2 separate regions of the Homo sapiens genome follow, and region 2 is linked to region 1. Evidence: read pairs that join two places in POLR2A ChIA-PET (ENCODE). Cell type or tissue: Caco-2. All regions are shown on one strand. Links, peaks and the distances in the headings refer to the core of each region. The heading gives the core; the rest is flanking DNA. Region 1 overlaps ARID3A (AT-rich interaction domain 3A). Region 2 overlaps SBNO2 (strawberry notch homolog 2).

The links. Peaks named below come from ENCODE experiments on the same cell type or tissue, not always from the same donor. Only the 100,000 strongest peaks of a DNase experiment are listed, where the experiment ranks them.
Region 2: POLR2A ChIA-PET joins it to region 1 with 7 read pairs; 2 of 35 experiments call an interaction of 5 or more read pairs at or near these places.

Annotation. Positions count from the first base shown.
Region 1 is chr19:956,754-968,931 of GRCh38, forward strand. ARID3A (AT-rich interaction domain 3A) reads left to right here. Exons shown (of 9, transcript NM_005224.3): 4 at 3,339-3,411; 5 at 7,495-7,678; 6 at 8,080-8,327; 7 at 9,819-10,115; 8 at 11,652-11,750. Among named protein-coding and RNA genes, the nearest start is that of WDR18, 22 kb to the right of the region's middle. RefSeq lists enhancers at 1-525, 6,056-6,574 and silencers at 901-1,093, 8,268-8,445. In Caco-2, for the core only: no CTCF peak of the experiment used is centred there; DNase peaks (open chromatin) are centred at 4,408 and 5,688; H3K4me3 peaks cover 88 bases.
Region 2 is chr19:1,118,666-1,130,843 of GRCh38, forward strand. It overlaps SBNO2 (strawberry notch homolog 2), which reads right to left. Exons shown (of 32, transcript NM_014963.3): 5 at 8,939-9,100; 6 at 5,277-5,357; 7 at 4,869-4,974; 8 at 4,229-4,380; 9 at 3,993-4,126; 10 at 3,803-3,893; 11 at 3,474-3,617; 12 at 1,241-1,358; 13 at 851-956; 14 at 346-499. Among named protein-coding and RNA genes, the nearest start is that of GPX4, 21 kb to the left of the region's middle. RefSeq lists an enhancer at 3,674-4,177. In Caco-2, for the core only: no CTCF peak of the experiment used is centred there; a DNase peak (open chromatin) is centred at 4,536.

The DNA.
Region 1 (12,178 bases), core at 4,161-8,160:
TTCCCGGAAGGCCTCACTGGGCCTCCAATACACAGACGGGGAAACTGAGGCCCAGAGAGGGGCAGGACGGCTGCAGGGTGATGGGGCCTTTGGCCGGCCTCCCCAGCACCTGGGATGTCCCCGCAGCAGCAGGGGCTGGGCGTGGGTCTCCTTCTGGGCCCTAATGACCGATCATCCCAGCTGAGGCCTAATTGGTGGTTTCAAGGCTCCCCACTGCCCAGCCAGCCACATTCCCCCGAGCTTAATTGGCAGCCTGGTATTTGTCGCAGCTCCTCCTCGGCAAATTGGCCCCCGCCTGAACTCCGCTTTCTAATTATCCCTGCCGGCTTTCCCCCACCCTGCCCGCCCGAACCTGTGGGTGGGGGGGGGCGCTGGGGGACCTCCTGGCTCCTTGTACCCCAGACGGAGCCTCTTTCCCCTCTGGAAGACGTTCCGGGGCCTGGTGATCTTCTTCCTCCCCAGCCACCACCCTGGCAGGCAGAGGCGGTCGGTGGCTCATTTCATAGCTGGAGGCTGAGACTCCAGGCTCCAGGTGCGGGGAAGCCAGCAGGAGACAGGAGGACCGGGATGGGAAGCAGGGCGGGGCTCTGGGCCAAGTCCCCAGCAGCCCCCAGGCTCTGGTCCCGCACTCGCCGCTGTGTCTCAGTTTCCTCACCTGCAAAGCAGAGCCAGTTCTCGGAACAAATGCGCTCCCGTCCGACCCTCAGGACAGCCCCGGGAGGCATGCTGGTGAATTTTTGCAGCGATTTGCTGTGTGAACTCAGGCAGGCACTGTCCTAGGGTAAATTGTGTCCCCCAAAGAAAAGGTGGAGGGCGGTGGCTCCCGCCTGTGACCCCAGCACTTTGAGAAGGCAACACGTGAGGATCGAGGGAGCCCAGGAGGTCGAGACCAGCCAGGGCAACATAGAAAGACCCATCTCTACAAAAGAAAATGTAAAAACTTAGCCGGGTGTGATGGCGAGTGCCTGTGGTCCCAGCCACTTGGGCAGCTGAGGCAGGAGAATCCCTTGAGCCCAGGAGGTTGAGGCTGCAGTGAGCTATGATTGCGCCACTGCACTCCAGGCTGGGCAACAGAGTGAGACCCTGTCTCCAAAAACAAACAAAAAAAAGACTTTGGGAGGCTGTGGCAGGCGGATCACTTGAGGTCAGGAGTTCAAGACCAGCCTCGCCAAATAGTGAAACCCTGTCTCTACCCAAAAAATACAAAAATTAGCTGGGCATAGTGGCAGGTGCCTGTAATCCCAGCTACTCAGGAGGCTGAGGGGGGAGAATTGCTTGAGCCCCGGAGACAGAGGTTGCAGCGAGCTGAGATTGCGCCATTGCACTCCAGCCTGGGCGACAGAGCGAGACTCCATCTAAAAATAATAATAATAAAAATTAAAATTAAAAAAAAAAATAGGCTGGGCGCAGTGGCTCATGCCCATAATCCCAGCACTTTAGGAGACTGAGGCAGTCGGATCACGAGGTCAGGAGACCATCCTGGCCAAATGGTGAAACTCCGTCTCTACTAAAAATACAAAAAAATTAGCCGGGCGTGGTGGCGGGCGCCTGTAGTCCCAGCTACTCCAAGAGGCTGAGGCAGGAGAATGGCGTGAACCCGGGAGGTGGAGCTTGCAGTGGGCCAAGATCGCGCCACTGCACTCCAGCCTGGGCGACAGAGCGAGACTCCATCTCAAAAAAAAAAAAAAAAAAGAAGAAAGAAAAAGAAAAGAAGAGGACAGGTTCAAGCACTGGATTCCCAGTACCTGTGACAGGACCTCATTTGGAAACGGGGGAACTTACTGACATACAATCACGTGTTGACACTTTGGTCAACCTCAGACCGCAGATGGGACGGTGGTCCCACAGGATTAGAATTCCATATTTCTAGTGGCTCACGCCTGTAATCCCAGCACTTTGGGAGGCCGAGGCGGGCGGATCACGAGGTCAGGAGATCGAGACCATCCTGGCTAACACGGTGAAGCCCCGTCTCTACTAAAAATACAAAAAATTATCCGGGCGTGGTGGCGGGCGCCTGTAGTCCCAGCTACTCGGGAGGCTGAGGCAGGAGAATGGAGTGAACCCGGGAGGCGGAGGTTGCGGTGAGCCGAGATTGCACCCCTGCACTCCAGCCTGGGGACAGCGAGACTCCGTCTCAAAAAAAAAAAAATTCCATATTTCTTGTGCACCTTTTCTGTGTTCAGCTGTGTTAGACGCACAGACACTCATGCTCACGTTGCCACTGCCTACGGGACCCAGGACAGCCACAGATTTGTAGCCCAGGAGCGCTGGCTGGGCTGTGCCTGTGCCTGGGTGTGTGGGAGGCTCCACCCGTGAGGTGTGTGTGACTCACTGTTTGATGTTCACACTGACGAAATCACCAACAGACATTTATCAGGACGCATCCTGCACGAAGACAGAGGCAGAGGCTGGAGCGACGCGGCCACAAGCCCAGGAACCTGGAGCCCCCAGAAGCCGTGAGAGGCAGGAAGGTTCCTCCCTTGGAGACTTCGGAGGGAACGCAACCCTGCAGACATCTTTTGTTTTGTTTTGTTTTTAGAGACAGGGTTGCGTTCTGTCGCCCAGGCTGGAGTGCAGTGGTGCGGTCTCGGCTCACTTCAGCCTCCACTGCCCAGGCTCAAGCAATCCTCCCACCTCAGCCTCCCGAGTAGCCGGGACTGTAGGCATGAGCCACCCCACCTGGGTAACTTTTTGTTATCATAATGTAGAGATGGGGTCTCACTATGTTGCCCAGGCTGGTCTTGAATTCCCGGGCTCAAGCGATTCACCCGCCTCCCAAGGTGCTGGGATTACAGGTGTGAGCCGCCACCCTGAAGAGAAGTTGGTTTTGGACTTCTGGGCTCCGGGACCGCGGGAGAATAGATTTCTGTTGCTTTAAGCTGCAACGTGTGGCTGTAAGGGAGTTAAGGATCGATTTGAGATGAGGTGGCCCTAAAACCAGCAGGCTGGTGTCCTGAGAAGAGGAGAGAGAGACGGGGAGACGGTCTTGTGGAGACGGAGGCAGAGACTGGAGCGCTGCGGCCACAAGCCAGGACGCACCTTGATCTGGGGTTCCCGGGCCCCTGGACCGGGAGAGGACACTGTCTTGTCCCAGGCCACCTGGTTTCTGGTGCCTCCTTGCAGACCCTCTGGGAAGCTCGTTCACCGGCATTTCTGTCTTGCAGCCTTGTGGTTCTTCACCTGCCCAGCGGGGTCTTCGGCTCTGGCAGCGGCTTGAGGGTCCTAGGGGTGGTGACCCCTGCTCCTGTCCTCCTGACCTGGCCTCCAGTGCAGGAGGGACATGGTTCCCACACCTGAGCTCTGGCACCAACTAACCCATCCCCTCTCCACCCTCACAGCTCTACGAACTCGACGGGGACCCCAAGAGGAAGGAATTCCTGGATGACTTGTTCAGCTTCATGCAGAAGCGAGGTGAGCCCTCTGCCCCCACCCCGCTGGAGGGAGGTCACAGAAACAGGGCTGTAGGAGGGGCCCTACTGGCTCCAGGTATGTCGGGGCGGTGGTGAGCACCCCGTGGCTGGAGGCATCCAAGGCTCCTAAATCGGGAGGGACTTCAGGGGTGTCTTGGGGGGAAACACATCCTGCCATGGAGGTTTGACGCGGGAGGCACGCCTGTGAGTCTAAGGGGTAGGTCCCTTGGTGGGGGGCAGGGCAGTCTCAGGGCCCCAACCCAGAACAGACAGTCCAGGTCATCTCCTTAGCATCCAGGGTGCAGTGAAGTGGGGGTCCCCACTACTGGGTAATGGGGGAGTGGAACCAGCCTCTGTGTTTAGGGAGTGGGGTCAGATTCGGGCTGGCCAGGTGGGTGCAGGTGCGGCAGGACAGAAGCCCCCCGCCCGGCCGCGAGATGGCTTAGAGTCTAATGATCTCATGGCGGCCAATGCGACATTTGAGTCCTGGCCCCTCCCCTCTTCCCACCAGGGCCTCAGTTTCCCCATCTGTAAAAACGGGCCACAAACAGTCCCTGCCCAAAACTCAGTGGCCAGCAGGTACCCCAGATGTGCTGAGTGCAGGGCCGCTGTTTACTGTGCACACTTATTGGGCACCAACGGTATACCAGGCTCTGTGCCCCCAAAGTCTCCTGGCCTAGAGAGGGCAGGTCTGGGCTGGTGTCCAGGTGGGGAAACTGAGGTCCAGACACAAGACAGACTCAGACGACCAAGGGTAGCCGGGGTGTCCCAGCGGCCATTCCCAGGCCCCACCCCAGCTTAGAGTGACCACGGGGCAGAGAGAGTGCGGCAAGGGCTTCCGTCTCGCCTCCAAGTCCTCGTCGGCCGGAGAGGGTCCTAGGAGCGTCTGCTGCCAGGTAGGAGCCGCCCCAACCCCCCTGGACACTCCTCTAGGGCAGGGAGCTAGCTCCGATCCCCACTGTTCAGACGGGGGAGGAGGCCTTGGGGCCCACAGAGGTCGGAAGGGGTGGGGCAGAGGGCTCTGTCCCTGCACTTGGGGCCGTCACAGGGGCCCGCTGTGTCCCAGCCTCCGCCCACCCCTCCCCTGGCTTCTATAAACACAGGCCCCAGACCCGCCACTGCCAGCCGCCCGGAAGGGAAGGAGGAGGAGGGTTGTGGGCCCCCTGGCCCACACTGCCCAGCGGCCTCCGAGTTAACCCCTCCCGTGCTGGGAACAGAGGATCCAGACCCGGGACCTGGGCGGGGGCCCCTCCTGTGTTATCCTCCAAGGCCAGGCTTGACCAGGGCCCACTGCCCCCTGTGAGGCTGGACAGATCCTCCCCATGACCCTTTATCATCCTGTTCGCACCTGCTCAGCCCTGACCACTCTGCTGTGGGGCTCCGAGCTCCTGGGTCCAAAGCCAACCCGTTTTGCTGTTACCCGTGCCTGGTACAGTGCCTGGTGTCCTGGGGGTACTTAGAAAGCACGGTGAGGGCTGGGCATGGTGGCTCACACCTGTAATCCCAGCACTTTGGGAGGCCGAGGCAGGTGGATCACTTGAGGTCAGGAGTTCAAGACCAGCCTGGCCAACATGGTGAAACCCCGTCTCTACTAAAAGTACAAAAATTGACCAGGCGTGGTGGCAGGCGCCTGTAATCCCAGCTACTTGGGAGGCTGAGGCAGGAGAATTGCTTGAATCCAGGAGGCAGAGGTTGCAGTGAGCCGAGATTGCAGCACTGCACTCTAGCCTGGGTGACAGAGGGAGCCCCCGTCTCAAACAAACAAAAAGCAGGCATGGTAGGCTGCTCATGAGTGTGGGTGAGATGGGGGCCCGTGGCACGTGGGGCCGTGAGGGTTGGTGTCCAGCTTTACCTCCCTCTCCAAGCTGGGAATTCCTACAGGACAGGAGACAGCGAGCTCCTATGCGTCCCTCAAAACCCAGCCTCAAAGCTCCCTCTTCCTTGGCTTCCTCCAGGAGCTTCCTGCTCTGTAATGGGGGCCCTTGGAGCTGAGAATCCGTCAGGTGAACCTGCCCATCACCCTAGACTTCACAATCTTCCTCTCCTTCACTCCAGACAGAGAGAAATAATTTTTTTTTTCCCCTGTGTCACAAAGTAAAAAACTCTAACTAAATTTCTCAGAATTCTCTGGGGGCTAGAAGTGAGGGAGGGGTCCTGACCACACCCTCTCCCCTCAGCAGCAGCAGCTGGACCACCTGACCTGCTGTTCCCTGACAACCTCCCCACCCTTCCTTATCTGGGCCCCACGACGGGCCCTGGTGATGCTCCCAGCTCCTTCTGTAAACATCCTCCTCCCGCCCACTGCAGAGCCAGGGCGTGGCCCTGGGAACCAACCCTCTGCTGCTGATCCTTTTTTTTTTTTTTTTTTGAGACAGAGTTTTGCTTTTGTTGCTGAGGCTGGAGTGCAATGGCGGGGTCTCGGCTCTCTGCAACCTCCACCTCCCAGGTTCAAGTGATTCCCCTGCCTCAGCCTCCTGAGTAGCTGGGATTACAGGCGCCCGCCACCACGCCCGGCTAATTTTTGTATTTTTAGTAGAGACAGGGTTTCTCCCTATTGGCCAGGCTGGTCTCGAACTCCTGACCTTGGGTGATCCGCCCGCCTCAGCCTCCCAAAGTGCTGGAATGACAGGCTTGAGCCACCGCGCCCGGCCTGATGCCGTTACTTTTACTTTGCAAACTCTGAGGCCTAAACTGGTGTCCCGAGTGGGGCCGGGCGGAGGCTCTGGGCAGGTTTCCGGGCCGATCCTGCAGCTGAAACCCGGCGCGGCTCCTCTCGCCCAGGCTGTAAAGTGGGTTTCAGGTGGGATCGGGTCTGAGGCCCGTCTTCCTCCAACCTGGGATCTCCTCCATTCACTGGGGGTTTTGCAACCTGGGAAGGGCCTGGAAGTGGCGGAGGGTGGTGGGAGGTGTTTCTGGAAGGTCAGACACCGGGGGTTCCGGGGGTAGCAGGCCTCGACCAGGCAGAGGGCCGGCTGCTCACTCAGGGCTGCACCCGCTCTCCAGCCAGTCACATCCCAGAACCTCGATGTCCACGTCCCCATCCCTAACAGGGCGATGGGCGTCCCCTCCCACCCCATGGTGAGTGGGCAGCAGCTATGGCCTGGGCCACCTGCCCTCACTGGTCTTCACTGAGCGCCTACTGTATGCCACTGAGTGCTGGGACCCCACGTAGGCAGAACATGGGGTGGGGGCCACAGACTGTACACAATTGATCTCCTAAGTGCAGAATTTCACGGACAGAACGATAGGTTTAAGTGGGTCTTGCCTACTGTCAGGCCAGGGAGGGGCTGGGCAGAGGTGGAGCTGACATCTGAAGCCAGAGGCTCCTGGTGCAGGGGCAGCCTGGGAGAGCCCTGGAGGGGGCAGGTAGGGCTGGAAGGGCGGGGAGGGGCCACGTCTGCAGCCGGCTCCAGGAGTTGAGGGGCAGGAACCTGAGTCAGCCCAGCCGCCTCTTCTTCCTGGGCCAGCCCACCTACCGCCCTTCCCCTGCCTAGGCTAATCCTCCCCCTTTCCCTCCCTGGCATAGCGTAGCCCACAACCCTCTCCTCCTGGGCTAGCCCAACCCCCCATGTCGGGGCTAGCCCATCCCCTTCCCCTCCCTAGGCCAGTCCACAGCCCTCCATTCTCCAGACTTGAAATTGGGTAAGCCAGGCTTTACCCCTTGCCTGCCTGAGGCTGCAGAGCCCCTGTCAGTGTGGAGGGAACAGGCCTCTGGGAACATAGGCAGAGTTGTTTTGGCAGCTGCCGTGGTGTGTGGCGTGGAGAAGGAATAACAAAGATCCGGGCGTCTCCCGCACGTCCCTCCTCTCAGTAACCCTCCTCCCGAGGGCTGCGCTGTCCCTAAGCCCAGGTTACTGGTGGATAAACCGAGGCAGAGCTGCCCCCTCTGCACCCTCTCGAGCAGAGGTTCCCAGCCTGGATGATCCTGCACCCACAGAGGGCCCTGGGCAATGTCTGGAGACATCTGTGGTTGTCACAGCCTGGGCGGGGGAGTGCTCCTGGCATGGAGAGGGCGGAGGCCAGGACACTCGGCTCCCTGCAGTGCCCAGGTGGCCCCCAACCTCCCTCTCGCCCCTTCCCCCAGGGACACCTGTGAACCGCATCCCCATCATGGCCAAACAGGTCCTTGACCTGTTCATGCTGTACGTGCTGGTGACGGAGAAGGGCGGCCTCGTGGAGGTCATCAACAAGAAGCTGTGGCGTGAGATCACCAAGGGCCTCAACCTGCCCACGTCCATCACCAGTGCAGCCTTCACCCTGCGGACCCAGTGAGTGGCGGACGGTTGTGCCGAGGTCGGGCCAGGGCACTCTGAGCAGCCAGTGCAAGGGGCCTGCAGAAGAGGGAGGGGGTGGTGGGCAGCTGCAGAGGAGGGGGCAGTGGGCAGCCGCAAAGGGCACAGGGCCACACCGTGCGTCCAGGGCCCGAGAGCGTCAAGTAGGGGTGCGAGGACCACACAGTCTCTGGGGTTGTGCAATCAGGGGCCATTGCGAGGAACAGCATTGAGATGGAGGGAATGGGCAAAGGCCCAGCAGCTCTGGGGGCTGCTGAGCAAGTCCAAGGGAAGAACCAGGGATGGTGGTGCCACAGTGGGGTTTACTTTGTACTGAAGGCCAAAGAGAGCCGTAGGGGTGACCCGGGTGCCATCCTCTTCCCTCGTCCCACCCACAGATACATGAAGTACCTGTACCCCTACGAGTGTGAGAAGCGGGGCCTCAGTAACCCCAATGAGCTCCAGGCAGCCATAGACAGCAACCGACGGGAGGGCCGGCGCCAGAGCTTTGGTGGCTCCCTCTTTGCCTACTCGCCAGGCGGGGCACACGGCATGCTCTCCTCACCCAAGCTACCCGTGTCCTCCCTGGGCCTGGCCGCAAGCACCAATGGCAGCTCCATCACCCCCGCCCCTAAGATCAAGAAAGGTAAGGGCCTGTATGGGGCCTGGGGCGTGTTCCCAACTGAGCTTCAGCCTGGCTGTCTGACCTTGGGGGATACCTCTTCCCCTCTCTGGGTAACCAGGATGAAAAACCCTATAGTTGGCATGGAAAAGGGCTTCCAATCTACCAGTCCTCTGCCTATGGCAGACATTACCAATCCATCACCATTTTCTAATTCCACACAGGTGGCAGGCAGACATTGCTAATCAATCTGTGTTTCCAGTCCTGTGGCCAAGGCAGACATTACTAATTGATCACTGTTTTTCCAGTCTACACTGAGGCAGGCATCATCAGTTGATCAGTTTTCCCTCCCACTGAGCCTCTGAATCCTCCATAACACAGAGGTACCAACAGCACACACAGCAGTGTCACCTCAGTTTGCCTGTCTGAGTTACCATTTCTCATCTGGGCAACATAGTGAGACCCCATCTCAAAAAAAAAAAAAAAAATTAGCTGGGCGTGGCAACGTGCACCTGTGGTCCCAGCTACCCAGGAAGCTGAGGTGGTCAGATGGGTTGAGCCCAGGAGGTCGAGGCTGTGGTGAACTGAGATTACACCACTGCACTACAGCCTGAGCAACAGTAGTGAGACCCAGTCTAAAAAAAATTTTTTTAGGCCAGGCACAGTGGCTCACGCCTGTAGTCCCAGCACTTTGGGAGGCTGAGGCAGGCGGATCGCTTGAGGTCAGAAGTTTGAGACCAGCCTAATCAATATGGTGAAACCCTGTCTCTACTAAAAATACAAAAATTAGCCGGGTGTGGTGGCACACACCTGTAGTCCCAGCTACTTGGGAGGCTGAGGCAGGAGAATCGCTTGAACCCAGGTGGCAGAGGTTGCGGTGAGCCAAGATCACGTCACTGCATTCCAGCCTCAGCGACAGAGTGAGACTCCGTGTCAAAAAAAAAAAAAAAAAAAATTAGCTTAGTGTGGTGGTGGGCGCCTGTAATCCCAGCTACTCAGGAGACTGAGGCAGAAGAATCACCTGAGCCTGAGAGGCAGAGGTTGCAGTGAGCTGGGATCGCGCCACTGCCCTCCAGCCTAAGCAACAGAGCGAGACTCTGTCTCAAAGCAAAAAAAAAAAAGGCTGGGCGCGGTGGCTCACGCCTGTAATCCCAGCACTTTGGGAGGCCGAGGCGGGCGGATCACCTGAGGTCAGGAGTTCAAGACCAGCCTGGCCAACATGAAGAAACCCCGTCTCTACTAAAAATACAAAATTAGCCAGGCGTGGTGGCGGGTGCCTGTTTCCCAGCTACTAGGGAGGCTAAGGCAGGAGAATCACTTGAACCCGGGAGGCAGAGGTTGCGGTGAGCTGAGATCGCACCATTGCACTCCAGCCTGGGCAACAAGAGTGAAACTCCGTCTCAAAAAAAAAAAAAAAAAGAAAAGAAAAGAAAAAAGAAGGTGCATGTTCCTGCCTTGAGTGGAAGGCAGGGCCCAGCCCCTCCTGGCCACCAATTCCCCTTTTTTCCTACCTAGAGGAGGACTCAGCCATCCCCATCACAGTCCCTGGCCGCCTGCCTGTGTCCCTGGCGGGCCACCCTGTGGTGGCAGCCCAGGCAGCAGCTGTGCAAGCAGCAGCCGCCCAAGCAGCTGTGGCCGCACAGGCAGCTGCCCTGGAACAGCTGCGGGAGAAGCTGGAGTCTGCAGAGCCTCCGGAGAAGAAGATGGCCCTGGTGGCCGATGAGCAGCAACGGCTGATGCAACGTGCACTCCAGCAGAACTTCCTGGCCATGGCGGCCCAGCTGCCCATGAGCATTCGGATCAACAGCCAAGGTACTGCCCTCGTGCCCAGACCCGCTGTGCTTCCTGCGTGTGTCACACAGTGAGGGCCTTGGAGCCTACATATGTAAAGAGTGCCAACAAATCAATAAGAAAAAAAAAGCCGGGTGCAGTGGCTGACATCTGTAATCCCAGCACTTTGGGAGACCGAGGTGGGTGGATCACTTGAGGTCAGGAGTTCGAGATCAGCCTGGGCAACATGGTGAAACTCCATCTCTACTAAAAATACAACAAATTAGCCGGGCGTGGCAGCGCACCCCTGTAGTCCCAGCTACTTGGGAGGCTGAGGCAGGAGAATCACATGAACTGGGAGATGGAGGTTGCAGTGACCCGAGATAACGCCACTGCACTCCAGCCTGGGCAACAATAGCAAAACTCCATCTCAAAAAATAAAAAATAATAAAGTAAACTGGCTGGGCACCGTGGCTCATGCCTATAATCCCAGCACTTTGGGAGGCTGAAATGGGAGGATTGCTTGAGCCCAGGAATTTGAGATCAGCCTGAGCAACACAGTGAGATGCCATCTCTACAAAAGTTAGCTGGGCGTGGTGACACGCTCCTGTAGCCCCAGCTACTCGGGAGGCTGAGATGGGAGGATCACTTGAGCCCAGGAAGTCGAGGCTGCAGTGAGCCATGATTGCACCACTGCATTCCAGCCTGGGTGACAGAGCAAGACCTGGTCTCAAAAACAAGGTAAAAAAAAACAAAGTGGAGTATGGACAAATACACTTATTCAACAAATAAATATTGAGCACCTACTGTGTGCACTGGTGACAGCATGAATGTGACAGACACCGTCTACACCTTGTAAAGCTAAAATCTAGTTGGCGAGACAGACAGAAAACAGAACATGTCACAGGTGTCTTTATGATCAGAAATGGCAGTTTTGGTCGGGCGCGGTGGCCCACGCCTGTAATCCCAGCACTTTGGGAGGCCGAGGCGGGCAGATCACCTGAGGCCAGGACTTCAAGACCAGCCTGGCCAACATGGTGAAACCCCGTCTCTACTAAAAATACAAAAATTAGCCGGGTGTGCTGGTGTGTACCCATAGTCCCAGCTACTCAGGAGGCTGAGGCAGGAGAATTGCTTGAACCCTGGAGGTGGAGGTTGCAGTGAGCCGAGATCGCACCACTGCACTCCAGCCTGGGTGACAGAGTGAGACTCCGTCTCAAAAAAAAAAAAAAAGAAAGAAACTCATTTGTTCGGCTGGGCACAGTGGCTCATGCCTATAATCCCAGCACTTTGGGAGGCCGAGGCGGGTGGATCACGAGGTCAAGAGATCGAGACCATCCTGGCCAACATGGTGAAACCCCATCTCTACTAAAAATACAAAAAATTAGCCAGGCGTGGTGGCGGGCGCCTGTAGTCCCAGCTACTGGGAGGCTGAGGCAGGAGAATGGCGTGAACCCAGGAGGCAGAGCTTGCAGTGAGCTGAGATCGCGCCACTGCACTCCAGCCTGGGCAACAGAGCAAGACTCTGTCTCAAAAAAAAAAAGAAAAAAAGAAACTAATTTGTTCTTCTTCCCACAGCCTCCGAAAGCCGCCAGGACTCTGCTGTGAACCTGACGGGCACCAACGGCAGCAACAGCATCAGCATGTCGGTGGAGATCAACGGCATCATGTACACAGGTAGGACCCCTGAGGCCACGCCCTGCCTGGACCTCGCCTCTCCCGCCGCCGTGAACTCAGGACCCTGAGTTGCGCCTGGTCCCACCTGCTTGAACCTAGGTGTGCGGGCGAGCAGGGCACGGCCAGGGGCTTTGCAGGACAAACAGTCAAGACTGATGGAGAGGATACCATCGTTCACCCGGTACCACGCTCAGCCCAGAGGGGGTCGTCCACAGATACATATTCAGTGTGACGTTGGATGGTTCACATTCCTAGTTTTTTGTTTTAATGAGACGGAGTCTTGCACAGACATGCACCAGCACACCTGGTTAATTTTTAAATTTTTTGTTGCTCTTTAAATTTTAAATTGCTTTGTTGCTCAGACCGGTCTTGAACTCTGGGCTCACGCAATCTTCCTGCCTCGGCGTCCCAAAGTGCTGGGATTACAG
Region 2 (12,178 bases), core at 2,688-6,687, 160 kb after region 1:
TGAAACCAACCTGGCCAACATGGAGAAACACCGTTCTCTACCAAAAAATACACAAAATTAGCTGGGTGTGGAGGCGGGCACCTGTAACTCCAGCTACTCGAGAGGCTGAGGGGGGAGAATCGCTTAAACCCAAGAGGCAGAGGTTGCAGTGAACTGAGATCACACCACAGCACTCCAGCCTAGATGACAGCACGAGACTGTCTCAAAAAAACAACAAAAAAAAAACCCCAGGACAGGACAGGGCGGGCCGTCACCTGATGACGCCTGTGGCATCTGCAAGGCCACGGGGGAGCAATTTCACCCGGGAAACGCACAGGGGTCCCCGGGTCGGGTGCGCAGGCTCACCAGCAGGGCCGCGCGGTTGTAGACGCACTCGAAGGCTGGGGCCAGCGGGATCTCCTCGATGCGGAAGGTGACGCCGGAGAAGCTGAGCTGGCGTGCGATGTACATGCCGCTGACCTTCATGTCCATGGCCACGATCTCCATGGCGCCAACGCCCCTGCGGATGGACACAGCCCCCGTGAGCACGGCCAGAGCCCGTGGGGATGGAGCCACTCGGAGCGCGAGGCAGAGCCAGTCGCAGAGAGGGCGGGGTCGGCAGGAGCAGAGCCCTGGCGGCCACTGAGGCAGTTGGCAGCTGAGCCTGGCGGGGACGGGGCAGGAAGGGCTGCGGAGGGGCTGGCTTCCCTGGGAGTGCTGGGCAGCCCGAGGCAGTGAAACGAGCGACCCACATTCAGCACCTCTGGGTGCTGGGGAAGCACACGTGGCAGTGCCAGGCCTTGGGCTGATGGGCCTGAGGCCTCCTCCCCACCCCCCGCCGCCCCTCCACGTGGGTGAGAAGGGCACTCACCTCTTCTCGATGGCGTGCAGGAACTCCTCAAAGTTCCGGAAGGGTGTGCCCTCGCCCCAGATACCCAAGCGGCTCATGTAGATCATGTTCCGAGGCTCAGAGGCACCTGTGGGGGGAAGCTGCCGTCAGCTCCCCAACCCGGGAGGGCCCAGAGGCCGCGTCAGGGGACGACTAAGTTGGGACCACCCGACGAGGGGCCCTGCGGGGTTGGAGCCATGGGCCTGAAGAGAGCCAGCGTGGCCTTGGGACAGGCGCAGAGGTGCCCCAGTGTCCGAGGAGGAGCAGGGTGCAGACGGAGGCTGAGTACGCGTGTGGGATACCCCTTCGCGGGGACAGCCAGGCAGAAAGACGCTGCTGCGGGTGGGTCACGTGGGATCCGCACCGCCCCACCTGTGGCGCTGGCGTAGACCACGCGGGCCAGGGGCAGCTTGTTCTGCAGGTCTAGCACAGCCTTGCCCATCTTGGTGGAGCCGGCATTCTTGGCTTTGTGACACTCGTCGAACACGATCTGAGGCACACGTGGGTTAAGGAGTATTCTGAAGGACGGGGGCGACCCCAGGAGCCCAGGTCCTGACCACCCAAGACCCCACCTTCCTGGTGGGGGGCAAACGCCTGTGCGGCTGAGAACTCCACGAGGGAAGCCCAGGTCGGAGTGGCAGCCGGCTACCATGGGGGGCGGGCGGGCAGGCGGCCCCCACACGACCATTAGATGGGTGTGGCCTGGGATGGCTCCTCCCAGACTCTAAACAACACACACCGAGGATGGGGCCTCCGGCGAGGAAGGGTGGGATCCCTAAACCATGATATCGCAGGACGTTGCCATCGGAGGAGGATACCTGGAACCTGTTTTCTTTTTTGTTTGTTTTTTTGAGACAGGGTCTTGCTCTGTCACCCACGCTGGAGTGCAGTGATACAATGTCAGCTCACTGCAACCTCTGCCTCTCAGATTCAAGTGATTCTCCTGCTTCAGCCTCCCAAGGAGCTGGGACTACAGGTGTGTGCCACCACCACAACCGGCTAATTTTTGTAGTTTTGGTAGAGACGGGGTTGGCCGTTTGGTTGGCCAGATAATCTCAAACTCCTGACCTCAAGTGACCTGCCTGCCTCAGCCTCCCAAAGTGCTGGGATTACAGGTGTGAGCCGTGCCCAGCCCTAATTCTTTGTTTTTTTTTGAGACGAAGTCTCGCTCTGTCACTAGGCTGGAATGCAGCGGCGCGATCTCAGCTCACTGCAACCTCCGACTCCCTGGTTCAAGCGATTCTCCTGCCTCAGCCTCCTGAGTAGCTGGGATTACAAGTGTGCGCCACCACGCCCGGGTAATTTTTGTATTTTCAGTAGAGACGGGGTTTCACCATATTGGTCAAGACAGTCTGGAACTCTTTTTTTTTTTAGATGAGACACAGTCTCGCTCTGTCGCCTGGGCTGGAGAGCAGTGGGGCAATCTCGGCTCACTGCCACCTCTGCCTCCTGGGTTCAAGCGATTCTCCTGCCTCAGCCTCCCGGGTAGCTGGGATTACAGGTGCGCACCACCACGCCCAGCTAACTTTTGTATTTTTAGTACAGACGTGGTTTCACCATGTTGTCCAGGTGGTCTCGAACTCCTGACCTCGTGATTCGCCTGCCTCGGCCTCCCAAAGTGCTGGGATTACAAGCGTGAGCCACTGCACCCGGCCAGGTTCTTAATATTTTAAGACGAAAGAAAGCCAAGTTCCAGGAAAGCAGTCTGAGGAAGGAAAACTGGGAGAATACAAATTAAACGGCCGGCCCTGCCGCCACGTAGCAGCTCAGCGAGGTATGATCTCAGGGTTATCGCTATTTCGTAGATTGTTGCACATAGATTGTTCAGCCGGGTGCGAAGACACCAGCAGTCTCCCGTTCTGTTTCTGGCCAGTCTGAATGTTCTGTGTCTCGGCGTTAACTGAACAGCAAAGCCATGGCCATGTCCTGTGCATGAAGTGGATGCTGCAGGCCAACGTCCCTCCCTTATCTGAGCCTGTGCTCCCAACACCCCAACACCCAAGGTGCACCCTGCAGGGCCGAGCACCAGGGCTGAGCCTGGCCAAGGGGTGCCCTGCCGTGCCTTTGCTGCTAACTGTCCTGGGTCTCCTGTGGGGGAGCCCCTCCGAACCGCAGCCTGCCGACGAGAGCCCTGGGATGCTGGGGAGTGAACTGTGCCCACCACACTATCAGCTGGGGTTGGCACCTTCCTGACTTGGGGAGCAGCTCAGTGGCCACCCTCTGCCCACGGCATCATGGCAAACATCAGGACCACATCTATGGTCACTCATCCCACTTATCAGAACCAAGAAACCAAGCCGGAGCCCTGTGGTGAATGATGATGGTCACTTGTGTGGTACCCACAGGGCCAGCCTCCCAGGACCAGAAAAGTCTTCTATCCGGAGTCCTAAACCCTGAGCAAAGCTGGGGGCTGGGTGGCCACATCCAGGGTAGTGAGCTCCAGTGGCCTCCAGCCCTTCCCCAGCCCCACCCCTCCGCTCCTACCCTCTCCCATCCTGCCCTCCTCTCCCCTGACTCCCACCCCTCCTCTCCCACTCCTCCATCCTCCTTTTCCCTCCGACCCCCTAATCCAGCCCTCCCCTCCCGATTGCCCCCAGCAGGATACGACGCCCTCGAAGGCCTCCCCACACCAGTCCAGGATCTGCCGGAGGCGAGTGCGGTGCTGGCCGCCGGCCTGGCTCTCCCCAATCAGGGCGGAGTAGGTGGCGAAGAGGACGCCCTCTGAGGTAGTGGTGTCACCGTACTTGATCTGGGGATGCACAGAACAGGTGTGGAATGGGGCCCCGGCTCAGCAGGCTCTGGACCTGGGTCTCCCTATCTGTAAGGGTGCTGGGCAGAGCCTGCCCTGGCTGCTGGCCCACCCAGCTGAGCAGCCCCCACTTTGCAGGGCACGGTCCCCACCTTGCCCCCTACTTTGCCGAGCACAGCCCCTACCTTGCTGAGCGCGTGCACCGCGATGCCCGTGGCTTCGATGTCCCGCAGGTCGCGCTCCGCATCGTACTTGAGGTCGTTGGAGACGCTGAACCTGCGGGGTGGGGGCGTCAGGCGCGCCCACCCTTCCCCCTCGCCCCCCGCTTCCGCCCCCCACCCCCGCTCCCGCCCCCTGCCCCAGGCAGGGCCTCACCACAATGCTTTCTTCCGGCCGCGCAGGTGGTTCTCCAGGATGACTCCGGCCACCGTCCGGCCTTTGCCCACGCCGGCCCCATCGCCGATGAGAAAGCCCGCGCGCTGCCCGCTGGGGAGCAGGACCTCGTGTTGCTGTTGCCGGAGAGCAGGCGTCAGGGCCTGGGGGTGCTGGCCCGGCCCCTCCCCAGGGGCCTCGCGGACACAGGCTGGGCTGGGTTGGGGACATGCGGTCACCTGGCAGGCGTAGGTGATGGCCTCTAGCTGCAGGGCAGACAGGGCCCCGCTGTCCGAGGGCAGGGCCAGGGTGTAGGTGATGTCTGGGGGTGGGACGCTGGACAGTGTGCTGGTCTCCACCACGCGGTCTGGGTGCTGCTTCCCGATCTTGGCTGGAGGAGCAAGGACGGAGGGCAAGGTAAAGGGTATGGCCAAGGGGTGACCAGGGCCGGTTATGGCACGCTGGGCGGGTCTGGGGCGTGGCCAGAGCTGGCGGGGCAGTTTGGGGGCGTGGCCAGGTCCCGTTGGGCGGGTCATGGGCGTGGCCAGGAATGCCTGGGTGGAGGAGTGGTCAGGGCTGGCCGGGTCGGGGGTGTGGCCGCGGCCTGCTGGGTTGGTTGGGGGCGTGGCCAGCGGCTTGCAGGAGGGGCAAATGCATAAAAATCCTCCCAGTGCCTCTGAGGTTCCTTTCCACTTCTCCCCTCTGCGAACCCCGGTTTTGTATAAGCCTGGATTGTAGAACCTGTCCCCGGGCTCTCCGGCCCTCCCTGAAGCTTCACATTCCCTCTGTGGGCTGTGCGGGCGGTGGTCACCTGCAGGGTCTCGGTCCCACAAAAGGGTTTGAACCTGTCCCAGGGCTGGGTGCAGCCGGGCCACTCACACTTGGACGGCACGTAGTCGGCGTAGGTCTCTGTGTGCCCCAGCTCCTCCGCCTCCTCCTCCTCAGCCTCGTCCTCCTCCTCTGGCTGGCTCTGCACACTCTGCTCCTGCGTGCGTGGCGGGAGCTCAGCGGAGACTGCAGGCCTGAGCGGCCGCGGGCACTGGGCTCCCCCAGGGGCAGGGGCCAGGCTGACCATGGGCAGCTGAGTGACCCAGGGGTGGGAGACGGCTCTGTCTGCCCCTGCAGCAAGGTGCTCCCCCAGGGCCTCCATCTCCTCAGCTATAAAATGGGCACTCCCAGCTTCTAGGCCAGCCAAGCGCTCCCCACAATGGAGATGCCTGTGCTGAGCCCTCTCCTTAGGTCCCATGAGAGGGCAGGGGAGGGAGCTCTCGGCTGGGCCCAGCTCACCTGGTAGCTGACGAGAAGCGGGGTGCTGTGGGAGGGCAGAAAGTCCTCGAAGCCTGCAAACGGCCTGCTGAGCTGGAACAGCTGGAAGGGGAGCAGGATGTCAGCCCGGGCCAGACGGGACAGGTCACAGCTGGTGGGCCCTCGCAGCCTGGCCACCAGAGGGAGGCTCCCCACTGCCCCGTCCTCGCCTCCCCATCCTCGCTCCCCAGGGCCCTGGGTCTTGCTCTCCTGCTGTTCTCAGGGTGACCCTGGTGCCTCCCAAGCCTCCCCAGTGGGCACCTCCCTGGGGCCTAAGGCTCGCTCCTCCTGGCCAGCACCTGGCTGCCTTCTCACTGATGGCCAGTGTGCCTGCCTGGAGTGCCCGGGAGGAAGGTGCCCGGCTAGTTCTGACAGACAACACAGCTTGGTCCCGCGGGAGCTGCCAGGAAGGCTGTGGACAGGGGTCTGACAGGAGAGACCCACTGTGTGCCAGCCCCATGCAGTGCAGGAGGCCCTCGGGGGCCTGGGAGACAAGGGGTTGGGAGCTCCCTGTCGAGGGGGAAGAGGAGACAGAGGCAGTGGGGGCGGGCGGGCCTGGGCCTTGTCCCTCACCCGATGGCTCCCAGCACACAGGGTGGGTGGCCCAGGGCAGCCCTGCACTCTCCAAGAACCCCCGTGGGTGCAGTCCCTGAGGCCCCTCGAGGGCAGCACCTCCTCTGTGAGAGATGGGGCAAGGATGCCTGCCACTGTAGTGACCAGAGAACACATCCCACTGCGGCCCCACCCTGGGGAGAAGGACTGCCCGGAGCCTCATGCAGATTCACCAGGGTGGGCAGTGACACTGTCCTCGGGGAGCTGACCCCAGGCCTTGGCAGACAGGTGTGCTGGGCCTCTGGATGAGTCTGTGGCCCACCCAGGGGTCTCCGAACTGACTGGGCGTGTAAAGCCTGTGAACGGGTGGGTCGGGGGGTGGTGTGGCCCGTCGTCATGCCCACTGTCCAGACGCCAACACTGAGACAGTGTGGACCCCGGGACGGATGGCTGGGGGATGGTAGGGTCCAAACTAGGGTCTGTGTGATTCTGGAATATATCCACTCTTAAAAAGCAAAAATCCTAACAGTAATACGAGCCATAAAAAACGTAAGCATGGTCAGGGTACAGTGGCTCACACCCGTAAATCCCAGCACTTTGGGAGGCCAAGGCCTCCCAGAGTGGAGGTCAGGATTTCGAGACCAGCCTGGCCAGCATGCTGAAACCCCGTCTCTACTAAAGATACAAAAAAAAAAAAATTAGCCAGGTGTGGTGGTGGGCGCCTGTAATCTCAGCTGATCAGGAGGCTGAGGCAGGAGAATCGCTTAAACCCAGGAGGCAGAGGTTGCAGTGAGCTGAGATCACGCCATTGTACTCCAGCCTGGGTGACAGGGCGAGACTCCATCTCAAAAAAAAAAAAAAAAAAAAAGTGAGCGTGGGCCGGGCATGGTGGCTCACGCCTGTAATCCCAGCACTTCGGGAGGCCAAGATAGGTGGATCACCTGAGGTTGGGAGTTCAAGACCAGCCTGACCAAAATGGATAAACCCCATCTCTACTAAAAATACAAAATTAGCCAGGCACGATGGTACATGCCTGTAATCTCAGCTACTAGGGAGGCTGAGGAGGCAGGAGAATCTCTTGAACCTGGGAGGTGGAGGGTGCAGTGAGCTGAGATCGCACCACTGCACTCCAGCCTGGGCGACAAGAGCGAGAGACTCTGTCTTAAAAAAAGAAAAAAAAAAGTGTGAAGAATTGGAAAGGGGAGAATCCCGCCGGGTGCGTGGCTCAGGCCTGTGGGAGGCAGAGGCAGAACGGGCGAGATCTTTTGGGGCCAGGGTTCCAGACCAGCCTGGACAACATGATAAAATCCTATCTCTACAAAAAATACAAAAATTAGCCAGGCGTGGTGTCGTGTGTCTATGGACCCAGCTACTCGAGAGGCTGAGGCAGGAGGATCGCTTTAACCCAGAAGGTCGAGGCTGAAATGGGCTGAGGTTGCGCCACCACACTCCAGCCTGGGCGACAGAGTGAGATCCCGTCTCAAAATAAATAAGTAAATAAATAAATAAGAGCATCTCTTCTAGACCCGGTCCCCCCCTTGAACTCCAACGTCCTGAGACGGGTGAGGTTTCCGCCCAAGCCTGCCTGAGCCCGGGCCGGGTTCTCGGCAGTGTGTGGGAGCCACCAGGCTAGTGATGCTAATGAACTGAGTCCACAGCTTCTGCATTTTCTAACACTAGGAACACTCCTGAGGGTTTTTAAAGAAAGTGGAAGCGTGGCACAGGAAGGTTAGAAACCTATACTCAGTTGCCCTCTCCTTTTTTTTTTAAGTTAACAAAACACAAAAAAACAGACGCCACGCAGGTTCCTGGAAGGCTGAGTCACCATTCCCGGTGGGGCTGGCGGGCATTGGGTTTCAGATGCCCTCGTGCCGGCCACAGCAGGCCGGTCAGGCCCTGGCTTCTTTCCTCACGCCCTGCTGAGGACCTGGGAGCTAGCTGGGAGGGCACGGGCCCCGGGCTGGGTGAAATGCTCTGCTGGGCCCTTGTGCCAGAGGGACCAAGCCTGAGCCGCCCACCATGGCTGCGGGGTGCCCTGATGCTTCCTGAGCCGCCCACCGTGAGCCACCCACCGTGGCTGCGGGGTGCCCTGATGCTTCCTGCCTGGGCCCCCAAGCCCGTGAGTTCTGCTGCCCGGGTTGCCCCTTCCTGAGGGCCCGGGAGAGCGGCCTATGGGTGTGAGCCCACCACTGTGCCGGGAGCGTGCGGAGGCTGGCATGGGCCCTCACCGGAAGGCGCTCAGTCCCAGAGACATGTCCAACGTCTGCTCCCAAAGTCTAGAAGCTTCTCTCGTGGACAGGCCCGGATTGGGGAAGGGACTTGCCAGGCCTGGCTCCCAGCCATGCCTCCCTCACCAGACACCTCCACTGAGTCGCACTGGGGCACGGCTAGAGGCTAGGCCCGAAGAACCTGGGGGCCCTGCTGCCCTACAACCCCTGCTCTAGGCCTGGCCCACCCAGGTCCTTCAGGAGCTTCTTGGAGGCAAACCCCAGCCCCTCAGCCCCCACGGACAATGTCCAGCTCCCCACCCTGGGACAGGATCCACCAACCTCGCCCTCTCAGCTCCCCACTAGCGGGGACACGGCCACTGCTGACCCAGGCACCATGGGGCTGGATGCCACCACAGGTGCTGTTCCTCTGCCTGGACAGCCACATTGCCTGGGCCCGCTGGGCGCTGCCTCTCCAGGGGGCCCTTCCTGACCACGCTTCTCTGTCCCGTCACCTTCCTGTGCTTCTCTAGACCAGGGACTCCCCGGGTGCGGTGGACACGGGGCAGGGTCCCTCTCAGGTGGGGCCATAATGGGCACTGCAGGGCGCTGGGCAGCATCCTGGCCCCCCCCAACTCCATGCCAGGAGCACCGCCCAGATGTGGTAGCCACAGATGTCCTGGACGTCGCCTTCTCCTATTCAGGACACAAGAGGACCCTCAACTAACCACCTCATCCATGGCCACAGATGGCGCCGACAGTGACAGGCACAGCCATTGGCACGCAGAGTGGGGGAGACTGAGACCTCACTGGACCGTGTGGGTCCCGGGCTGGGGAGGCCACGCTGGTGGGTCGGGGCTGGCTGGGGGCACCGGGCGCACTGACCTTATCGTGGGTGGAGGGGGCAGGGTTATCGTCCCAGATGGTGGACACCTGGTTGAGGCTGTCAGCCGGCAGGAAGTCGGGCGTGTCCACGATGTCCGACAGGGAGTCCACGGACGAGGAGAAGATGGAGATGTTGGAGAAGTCCTCAAAATAGGAGGAGTCCTGGAAGACAAGGCCAGGCCCGGTGAGGGTGGTACGGGAGACACCAAGGCCCCTCCACGCACTGGAGCACGTGGGGATGGGAGACACCACGGCCCTCCACACACTGGAGCATGTGGGAATGGGAGACACCACGGCCCTCCCAGGTTCAAGCAATTCTCCTGCCTCATCCTCCCAAGTAGCAGGGATTACAGGTGTGCGCCACCATGCCCAGCTAATTTTTTTGTATTTTTACTAGGGACGGGGTTTCACCATGTTGGCCAGCCTGGTTTTGAACTCCTGACCTCAAGTGATCTGCCTGCTTCGGCATCCAAAAGTGTTGGGATTACAGGCGTGAGCCACCATGTGACAGAGCGAGAGAGTGAGACTCCGTCTCAAAAAAGAAAAAAATAAACAAGCAATGGGTGAGAAACACCAACCCTCAGGGCCACGCAGGACGGCGTCTGACTTCTGCAGCACCTGAAGGGCAGCAATGCTGCAGGAACTCTGAGCAGCTCGGGTCTGGGGTGAGCCTGGTGCCATGCCCTGTGCCGGAGGCAGGGGCGGGGGCAGCCACGCCCAGAGGTGGGGCTCGCCATGGGGATGACACACACACACGCGCTGCCCAGTGAAGGAGATGTATGTACATCATTTCATTTTTTTTTTTTTGAGACGGATTCTTACACTGTCGCCCGGGCTGGAGTGCAATGGTGTGATCTCGTCTCACTGCACCCTCTGCCTCCCAGGTGCAAGCGATTCTCCTGCCTCAGCCTCCCGAGTAGCTGGGATTACAGGCACGTGCCACCACGCCCAGCTAATTTTTGTATTTTTAGTAGAGACGGGGTTTCACCGTGTTGGTCAGGCTGGTCTCGAACTCCTGACCTCAGGTGATCCATCCACCTTGGCCTCCCAAAGTGCTGGGATTACAGGCGTGAGCCACCGTGTCCGGCCACATGTGATGTCTCACGCCTGTAATCCCAGCACTTGGAGGCCAAGGTGGAAGATTGCTTGAGTCCAGGAGTTCAAGATTCGCCTGGACAATATGGCAAAACCCCATTTCTACTAAAAATACAAAAATTAGCTGGGTGTGGTGGTGCATGCCCGTAGTCCCAGCTACTCGGGGGGCTGAGGCGGGAGGATCACCTGAGCCCAGAGGGGTCAAGGCTGCAGTGAGCTGTTACTGCACAACTACATTCCAGCCTGGGTGACAGAGCAAGACTCTGTCTCAAAAAAAAAAAAAATAGACTGGGCATGGTAGCTCACGCCTGTAACCCCAGCACTTTGAGAAGCCAAGGTGGGCAGATCACCTGAGGTCAGGAGTTCAAGACCAGCCTGACCAATATGGTAAAACCCTGTCTTTACTAAAAACACAAAAATTAGCTGGGCATGGTGGTGCGTGCCTGTAATCCTAGCTACTCGAGAGGCTGGGGCAGGAGAACTGCTTGAACTCAGGAGGCAGAGGCTGCAGTGGGCTGAGATCGTGCCATTGCACTCCAGTCTGGGTGACACAGGGAGACTCCATCTCAAGAAAAACAAACAAAGAAAAAAACCAGGCATGTCAAGGGGGCGCTGTCTCTCCCTGGAAGCTGTGGGTTCCGTCCCCCTCACCTTGCTCAGCTTTGCCCACTGCCCACCCTGTCAGACCCAAGCACCTGGGCACTGATCACTAGGGACCTTCAGGAACCTGCCCCCAAACAGAGACCCCCGGGACAGAGGTGTCCATGCTGCCCGCCTGAGGCCCAGAGCCAGGTAGGGTGCAGCACCCCCCACCCCAGGAGGGTAGGAGCAGTCCACCTCCCAGAGCCTCTGGAGGCCCCGATCGGCAGGGTTGGGGAGCATTCATCCCACTGAGGCCCACGAGGGCCCTCCGGACACTGCCCACCCAGGCTGCAGAGGGCCTGGTCACGCTGACCTGTGGCCCGGACCCTCCGTGGAAGCATTTCCCGGGCAAGGTCAGGGGCTCCTGAGTTGGTCAAGGCCCCAGCCAGGAGCGGGGGTGAGTTGCTATCGGGCCCAGAACCGCCCAGGCCTTGGTGGTGCAGGGAGCGCAGGCAGAGCGGAGGAGAGCTCCCCAAACCCAAATGCGTGGGTCACACGGCCAGTCCTTCCCCGGAGCTCAGCGTGGACAGAGGGAAGGGACCTCAGGCAGAGACACCTGCCCCACGCCCTCACCAGGTGCCCTTGGCCCAAGAAGACAGGACAACAGGGTCCTCCCGCCCAGGGTCCTCCACCCAAAACTCCTGCCCCAGTCTGAGGAAACACCAGCCCGACTACTCCAGGGCATCCACACCACCCGACCAGCCCCAGGACCGCCCAACGCATCTGAAACACGGGCCTCTGAGAAACCATCACAGCCCAGAGGGGCCTGAGGAGACGCCTAAACACCACGTGGGGTCCTGGGCAGGAAAGGACATGGGGGAAACTGAGGCAATCCAAGCAAAGCGTGGGCCTCAGGAGTTAACGGTGGCGTACGGATGTTGGTTCATCAGCCGTGACAGCCACAGACGGGAGATAGAACAGCAGGGAGCCCGGGAGTGGGTGCACGGGGACTCTCTGCACTGTCCCTGCAGCTTTTCTGTCATTCTAAAACAGTTTGAAAAGTTAAAGTCAAGTCGGGCAGGGGGGAGCTCACGTCTGCTACTCAGGAGGCTGAGGCAGGAGGATCCGTTGAGCCCAGGTGGTCGAGGCTGCAGTGAGCTATAATTGCGCCACTGCACGCCAGCCTGGGAGACAGAGCGAGACCCTATCTCAAAAAAAAAGTTAAAAGTCAAGCAGGGCGTAGTGGCTCATGCCTGTAATCCTACTGTTTTAGAGCCAAGGTGAAAGAATCACTTGAGCCCAGGAGTTCAAGACCAGCCTGGGCAACACAGCAAGACTCCATGTCTACAGAACGTTTAAAAATTAGCTGGGCATGGCAGCATGTGCCTGCAGTCCCAGCTACTCAGGAGGCTGAGGTGGGAGGATTGCTTCAACCCAGTTGGTGGAGGTTGCAGGGAGCCGAGATCGTGCCACTGCACACCAGCCTGGGTGACAGAGCAAGTCCCTGTCACAAAAACAAATAAATAAAAGTGAAAGTCTAATAATGAGGGAGTGCTTGCAGCT